Linked DNA regions of Mus musculus: region 2 is linked to region 1. Evidence: chromatin contacts called from ENCODE Hi-C or POLR2A ChIA-PET data. All regions are on one chromosome and are shown on one strand. Each heading gives the region's core, a stretch centred on a gene start or an enhancer-like site at or near the end of the contact. The rest is flanking DNA. Distances are from core to core; before and after follow the strand shown. Region 1 holds the start of Paip2b (poly(A) binding protein interacting protein 2B). Region 2 holds the start of Nagk (N-acetylglucosamine kinase).

Region 1 (4,105 bases), core at 1,569-4,068:
TGTAATTCATTCATTTAGAGTGGTATTTGGGGGTTTTGGTATTTCCCAAATTTCTTTTCATATATATGAGTGTTTACTGTGTGAACCATAATTGTGTCTGGTGCCTAAGGTCAGAAGAGGGCATCAGATCCTATGGAACTGGAGTTACAGACTATTTCGAACCACCATGTGGGACCCAAACCTGGGTTCTGTACAAGAGCAAAAAGTGCTCTTAACCTCTGGGCCATCTCTCCAGCTCCTAGGGTAGTCATTTTGAACAGTGGTACAACTTATGTAGATAGGCTATCCAGGTTGAGGCAGAAGAGCCAGACTTTGGGGTCAGATCATTTTTCATTTATCCTGTCTTCCAGGTTACCAAGTTAGAACTTCTACTGGACAGCTGTAAATATGATTCTATGTGGATACAAAATGGAGTTAGATGCAGTTAAGACTCAGCTCCTAGAACCTAGGGGGATGGGTCAGCCACTAAGAGAACAACATACTGCTCCCGCAGAGGACTCTGTTCAGTCCTTAGCACCCACATTAGGTAGCTCACAACTGCCTGTAACTGCAGCTCTTATTGGCTCTTTTTAAAAAAGAAAGCACAGAAAAAAAGTCATGTCCTATGGGCTGGAGATGCAACAGTTAAAAGCACTCACTGCTCTTGCAGAGGACCTGAGTCTTATTCCCAGCACGTTAGGCAGCTCACAACTGCCTAGTACTTTAGATCCAGGGGCATCCAACGCCCTTGGCCTCCATGGGCACCTGTACCCATGTGTACCTATCCCTACACACAGATACACACATAAACACAAATTAAACACACACACACACACACACACACACACACACACACACACACACACACGAGTAGAGAGTTTGGGCCCTCAAGAAGCTCAGAGGTAAAGGTGTCTGCTACTGAGCCTTGCCACTTGGTAGTTTCGCAGCACCTACATAGTCAAAGGAAATAACTGATTCCTATGAGGTTTCCTCTGACTTCCTCACACTACCACACACACAAACAAACAAATGTGTACCATTAAAAACATCCATCCATTAGAAGTAGATTCACAGCCGGGCAGTGGTGGCGCACGCCTTTAATCCCAGCATTTGGGAGGCAGAGGCAGGCGGATTTCTGAGCTCGAGGCCAGCCTGGTCTACAAAGTGAGTTCCAGGACAGCCAGAGCTACACAGAGAAACCCTGTCTCGAAAACAAACAAACAAACAAACAAAGTAGATTCATTGAGAAAAACAGTGGGTGATAGACCTGGAGTACCTAAAGGACCAATTATGGGAGAATATTCCTTTAGGAGGGAGGAGGAAAAAGTTAATGTTAGACAGTGAATTTATCTACATATTTTCATTATATAACTACTTGTTTACTAAACCTATATTTTGTGTTGTGATTGTAATTAGCACAGTGGGTAGGAGAAGACAGATGTATGAGAAGTTTTTTTATTTTTAATTCCACTTTAATAAAAAGATTTATGTGCACGAGTGTTTTAACTTCAAGTATGTATATGGATTCAGTACTCTGGAGGCCAGAAGAGGGCATCTAATTCCCTGGAGCTAGAGTTACTGGTGGTTGTAAGCCACCATGAGGTGCTGAAAACTGAACCTGTCTTCTGCAATAGCAGCAAATGCTCTTAACTGTTGATCCACCACTCCAGCCATCAATATCCTATCTTCTTTTTATGGACATAACTTAAAATTTGGATATTGTTTTAGTTAGGGTTTGTATTCCTGCACAAACATCATGGCCAAGAAGCAAATTGGGGAGGAAAGGGTTTATTCAGCTTACACTTCCACATTGCTGTTCATCACCAAAGGAAATCAGGACTGGAACTCAAGCAGGTCAGCAAGCAGGAGCTGGTGCAGAGGTCATGGAGGGATGTTACTTACTGGATTGCTTTCCCTGGCTTGCTCAGCTTGCTTTCTTACAGAACCCAGGACTACTAGCCTAGGTATGGCAGCACCCACAACAGGTCCTCCCACCCTGATCACTAATTGACAAAATGACTTACAGCCGGATCTCATGGAGGCATTTCCTCAAGTGAAGCTCCTTTCTCTGTGATAACTCCAGCTTGTGTCAAGTTGACACATAAAACTAACTAATACAAGGTATCTTAAACCCAAAGGACAGAACAAGTGTGTGTGTGTGTGTGTGTGTGTGTGAATGTGAGTGTGTGTCTTGTTTTTCTGAGACTTGGTCGCAATATGAGCTCAAGCTGGCCCTGAGGAATTTGTGATTTTCCTGCCTCAATCTTGAGCCTGCTGGGACTGAAAATGTCAAATTTGTTTCTAAAAACGTGGAAGCAACCCTTTCTGTTCTTCCAATCTCCCAAATAGTCCTAATTTTTAACCTCACGACTTAACACAGAAGCAAATTCCCGCTCTCAAAACTCATCTCTAACTAATGGACAGATGAGGAAATCCCTGAATCCTACTCCCTTTTCTAAAGTGATCTAGACAAGTGACACAGGCTTCCAGCTTAGCCAATGGATGAAGCGGGAGCAGAAGCCTTTGTAAACAAACCCGGAGTCCTTGCACTCTGGCTCCTCCCCAACATGGAGGTGATTCATCCTTGGCCTGGAAATCTAGGCGTGACCAATGCTTCTTCAGCCAATCAGAGCTGGGAGTCTCCATCGAGGGCGGAGCGAATGGACAGACGCTAAGACCAATCAAAAACTGGAACTTCTGAAAGAGCTGGGCGGGCATTGTTTCACATTTAGACCAATCAAAACCAGGTAAGTGAGCGGCATTCTCTGCTGTCCAATAGATGGACGGGGCGTTGTCCGGCAGCCAATGAATGGCGCTGGGGGGCGGGGCGAGACGCGCGTGTGAGGCCGAGGTACCTCGAGCGTTTGTGCGCCGAGGCTCGCGCTCTTAGGAGGCGGCGCTGTGCTGTGGTGCGGACCTCGGGGCGGCGTTGTCCGCGCGGCCAGGTGGGTTGAGGCGTCGGGGCTGGGATCGTCTGGCCACCCGGGACTGCGCACAGCCCCTCTACCCGCGGGCTGCCCGGGAGCGCGCACAGCCCCTTCCCAGCGCGGCCCGGGCCCAGGCCGTCCGACGCTCTGGCGCTCGCGGGCCAGCTCCTCTCACCTCATCCCTTTTCACCATCCTTGCTACGTATGACCTGCCGCCTCCTGGCGCCCCTCCTCTCTCTCGCCTTCTGAGACGTTCACTCTCAACCTCAGGATTTCAGCCTCATTTCCCCCGGAAACTAACACCTCTCACTTTGCTTTTTGTAGGCACCTGGAAGGGTGAAGGCGAGAGGCAGATGACGACGCTGAACACAGGCTCCGCAAGGTTCGGAACTGCAATGGGCTTGCTTAAACTCTCTCTGCCTCCCCTTCAATGCCATCTAATCCCACTCTTCTTCTAGAATCATTGTCCTCATAAAGTGCTTTTGCTCAAAACTGCTGAAAATGCAGGTGGAAAGGCTTGCCAGCAGCAACCAATTTGAAATCTGTTACGTGGAACGGGATGGAACGGGATTCTGACCCAGCTTAGAGCACTAATTTACACTATGAGGAAGGGCCTGGTCATCCCGGACGTCCGTAAGATACGGGATATATGTGATTATCACACACAGCCTCTGAGAGAATTACAACAGCCCAGAGGCGACCTTCAGCATTATCTTTACAGAGAATTTATTTGTTTATACCTCATAGTATGGCAGTGTTTGGCTTCCTGTGGTGGTTCTAACCATATGTTTCTAGATGGCCTTCCACACTGTCTCAAACCCAAATAAAAATATGCCAGACGTTTACTGCGAATAAATTAGCTTATCACTCATAGTTTTAACTGAGATTTTAGAAGTTGAGGAGTATTAGACAATAGGGGTTTTATTTTGGAAGCCAGAGGACATTGAGTATTGGAATACGTCTAGTACTTTAGGCAGAAAGGGAGAAAGAATAAGATATCTATCCATATCCAAAATTGCATTGTTCTCATGTTGTCATTTTCTTGGCTTTATATCTGGAATTGTTTTTCTTGGTTTTCAAAAAGGAAAATTAAGTCGTAGTTTAGCATCAGATTCACTGTTGTGGAGTTTGTAAGCTTTACTTTACTATTTTTCTTATCCAATTTGTAGCACATAACAGTATATAGTTCCTTGTGTTTT
Region 2 (4,204 bases), core at 683-3,182, 37 kb after region 1:
GTGGTTTGTGCTCAGTCCATCTGCTTCTGCCAGGATCTGCCCATCCTCAGAAAGTAAAAGGACTTTGGACCGTGTGCCTCCCCTACAAAACACAAGAGGGCACTCAGTCCTGATTGAATTCCACGCGGAGAGCCATGCTTGCATAGTAGTCTCTTACAAAAGTCTAGGGCAAAGACAGCTTCAGCAAACCCAACCTCTACTCCAAAAGCTACCTGTTTAGTGCCTGCTACACTCTGGAAAGAAAAAGGAGGCTTTGCTCCTTTTGCCTGGTAGGTCCTACTTCCTCTGCAAGGTCCCACTCACAGTCTGTCTCATGCAGGGCTTCTCCTTACATTAATAAGCTCTAGCTAGCAAAGACCGCTCTGAATCAAGAGTGTATTCCATTGTTTAGCTTCTCATGAGCTCCACTGGCTCCAGAGTGATGACCTATCCTCCTAACCTATCGTGAGCATGGCCCAAACGACTTATGGTAAATACGTCGGACGGAATAAGCAGACCTCTCACAACAGCTAAGGGTTACTTTGAGGACCTATCTTCTGACACCAGGGTCTTCAAGACACCTGTGAGAAACTATCACCAGTCAGGGAGAAACTCATACTGCCTTCAGCAACTAAGCCCTCCTGAGTTAAATCCCTGGGGTAAGTGGTACTTTAGAAGAAGGGTGATACGTGTAGGAGGATGTCCTACTGACCAATACTTTTTGTTGTTGTTGTTTTGTTTTGTTTTGTTTTTTTGTTTTTCAAGACAGGGTTTTTCTGTGTAGCCCTGGCTGTCCTGGAACTCACTGTGTAGACCAGGCTGTCCTCGAACTCAGAAATCTGCCTGCCTCTGCCTCCCAAGTGCTGGGATTAAAGGCGTGCGCCACCACCGCCCGGCTCTGACCAATACTTCTTGTAATAGACAATAAAGACTCGATCCAACTCAAAGAGTAGTACATCAAGAGTACATCCGAAGGGATATTAATGCATGAGACAGTAGATTAAAAATCCAAATTAATTTCTTGACAAACTGGGAAAAATAAGTTCTACCTTCCATATGAATATAACAAGGCTAAGTGCAAACTCCTACGCTGTGCTGAGGGTTTTTCCTTGTAAGGTATCATAAATAAAGCCAGGGGTCATCCGCTTTCGCAATTCACGGGAAGAGACTTCCGGGTAAATCAGCAGCAAGCAGCTAGGATACCAAATCTTCCTATCAGGTCCTGATTTGACACACCCAGTTCCACAAAATGCTTGTCACGCGCAGGGGACCGGATAAACCACCATCTTGCTCACTCTTGTCCTTGCCTTACGTCTCACCCAAAGCCATGCTTAGTAGAGCTACTTCCCAAAGTCAAGCAGACCAGCTTCTAAGCAGGAGAATATAGGAACCAAGGGCGTTCGGGGCCGACAGCAGTGGAGGGTCCGGAGCACCAAGATAAGACAGTGCTCTGGTGACAGCTGCTTAACTCCCGGGTTCCCTTGTGCATGAATCTCAGTCTCAGCTTCTGCCTCTTTCCCACGTCCACCCGCGACCGGCAACTTCCCACCTGACCCCCCAGCTCTGCACAACTCTCCAGGTTGACACAAGAGCCCTGTGGCAGAAAGGTGATGGCCGGGAGGGGCGTGGTCGCACCGTGGAGCACAAAGGCACCGGGCATGGTGTGGGCCGCCGCCCCCTGACCCGCCGCTCCCGGACGGACAGCCTTCGGCCGATCCAGCGCTCACCCTTCCACGCCACCATAAAGCGCGGCCATACTACCGTTGCCACCGCTGGTCCGCCGTAGCAACCTCGACCCTAGCCGTGACTTCGCTCCCGCCCACACGGGCACCGCCCCTTGTCATGTGACTACGACGCGCTTGCGTAGGGTGTGGATGCTACGTCCTCTCTCGCCCCTGCTGTCGCCTCCCGCAGCTTTCCCCTCCGGTTTTTTCTAGCCCGCCGTTCAAGTGACTGCTTCGCGAGGAGGCGGCACCCCAGCTGAGGCTCCTGGGAGGGTGTGTGAGGGCTGCCAAGGGCCAGCCGGAAGTAGCTGGCAGACGCGCGCTAACTGTGGGGTGCGCACGCGCAGACGCTTTTGGAGGCAAGCTCAGAGTCTGGCGGATGTGTCTGAGGACCAGGGCGGGAGCCAACGTCCAGACCACCCCACCCTGGCTCATGAGCGCACACTCTACCTTGTGCTGAGTACGCTGAGCAGGTCTCAGTGAGGCCCCAGGCTGCTGTCAGCTGAGGTTTGTGCGGCGGTGAGGATAGAGCCCAGGGTTTCATGTGTGTCAGGCTAGCGCTCTACAAGTGATCTGAGTCCAACTCTGTTCTTTCTGGACTGTATCTCGTCTGTATAACCCAGACTGGCATGGAATGCAATGCTGGCTCAGCATGCTAAAAACTGGCACTCACAGACCATATTTCACCTTCTGGCCACCACCTGCTCAACTCTAAACTGTGCAGTGGAACTGGAGGAAGAGAGGAAGATACCGTTAGGTCCTGTAGAAGAGTGACTCCTGCGTGTTTCCTCAGGCTCCAGGTTGTTCCAGCCCTACTTAAGAGGCAGCTTCAATAGCCAGGAGGACTGTCTGCTGCTCTTGACATTTCTTTGAGACTTCAGATGGAGTCTCCTTGGGGCTAGCATGTCTCTGTCCAACCTCGGACCTCTGAGCCTGCCTCCTGTGGAGAAATCTTGAACTGGGATCCTCTTTCCCTGTCAGATAATTGGGTCCGGTTGTGTTTTGATGTAAACAGTTGGGAAGGTGGGCACACAGAGCCTCATATATCCCAAACTCACCTCAGACTCTGGCTGAGGATGACCTTAAACTCCTGATTCTCCTGCCCCACCTCCCAAGTGCTAGGATGTTTTGGTGTAGGCTTGCTTTCTAAGGTTCCAGAGTGAATGAATTCTTTACCTCCTTTCTTACCTATGTGACTCAGTAAAGCACCAAATAATTCAAGAATAGAAATAACATTATTGCCTGATAGAGAAACTAGAGGGAAGTGAGACATTACCATTCACAGTACTTCAGAGCTGGAAAATGCTTCCTCCAACAACATCTTTAGAATCAAAGATAATTCCATAGGATTCTGATTGAATGGAAGTTTTGGCAAGAGTGTGATGTTGTGGGTGAATTCTGATGGAAAAGTTCCCTTTAGCACTGGTGTAATGAGTCTTGGGATCCATTTGTGACAGCGCTGATGTGCTTTTGTTCTGTTGTTTGAATCTTTTTGTAATGAGATTGCAAGTCACCAGGACTGGCCCTACACTCCTGAGGTGTCTGAGGCTGTCCTTGAATCCCAGTCTTTCTGTCTCCACCCCCTAAATGCTCGGATGAAAGGACCACACTGCCCTCCTGGCTTTGCATTACTTGTTTAGAAAGGAATACAGAGAGAAAGTTTGGTTTAAAGACAAGATTGACTTCTGAATTTGGGTGAGAATTACTGTAATCGCTGCCAGTTCTCCCCTTCACAATGAAGATGAGAAACCTCAGGGCCAAGACATGGCTCAGAGGGTAATAGCACCTGCTGCTCTTGCAAAGGACTGGAGGTGTGTTCCCAGGACCTACATCAGGGCTCACAAACCCTGTCACTGCAGCCCCAGGGGATTCAACTCTGTTTTCTGGCCTCCTTGGGCACTCTCCACTAATACGTGCACATATCATTTAAAATTAAACATAAAAAAGATTTCGAACTCCTAAAGATCCGATCAGATAGAGGTCATGTGGCCCAGGCTCATCTCAACCTCCCTATGTAGACAAGAAGAATTTTGAACTTCATATCCTTCTGCCTCAACTTCCCAAGTGCTAGAATTACAGGTAATCACCACCATGCCTGACTTATGTAATACTGGTAACTGATCCCAGGGTTTTGTATACTGTAGACAACCTATCTACCAACTGAACTACATCCCCAACCCAGTAGCTAATTGTATTTATATCCACATGTACTCTTATGCACTTTAAAAATGCACAGGCTAGTGTCCCTTTTTCCTTTCTGCTGGGTACTCAATGTCGAAATGAGCAAGTTCATGAAACCCAGGAAAGTGTGCTGGTCCTGGCTAGATGCTACTCTGGACACAAAGCTGTCATCAACATTGATGATGGCACCTCAGACCACCCTTACAGCCACGCCCTGGTGGCTGGAATTGACTGCTTTCCCCTAAAAGTGACAGCTTCCATGGGCAAGAAGAAAATTGCCAAGACATCCAAGATCAAGTTCTTTGTAAAAGTTTATAACT

The links. A loop is a pair of places that touch in the nucleus more often than their neighbours do. ChIA-PET counts read pairs that join two places held with the same protein, here RNA polymerase II (POLR2A).
Region 2: a loop to region 1 is called in a map of gastrocnemius, with 4 times the contacts of the local background. The contact joins the promoter of Nagk here to the promoter of Paip2b in region 1. A Hi-C loop is called at or near these places in 4 of 37 maps with a recorded cell type or tissue (gastrocnemius and heart). POLR2A ChIA-PET finds 5 or more read pairs at or near these places in 4 of 5 experiments (Patski and embryonic stem cell).

The regions. Positions count from the first base shown.
Region 1 is chr6:83,830,454-83,834,558 of GRCm38, reverse strand. It overlaps Paip2b (poly(A) binding protein interacting protein 2B), which reads left to right and starts at 2,818. Exons shown (of 5, transcript NM_146169.2): 1 at 2,818-2,924; 2 at 3,231-3,288. The coding sequence starts at 3,260.
Region 2 is chr6:83,792,785-83,796,988 of GRCm38, reverse strand. It overlaps Nagk (N-acetylglucosamine kinase), which reads right to left and starts at 1,932. Exons shown (of 10, transcript NM_019542.2): 1 at 1,707-1,932; 2 at 1-82. The coding sequence starts at 1,735. It also overlaps the pseudogene Gm7443 and the pseudogene LOC665004.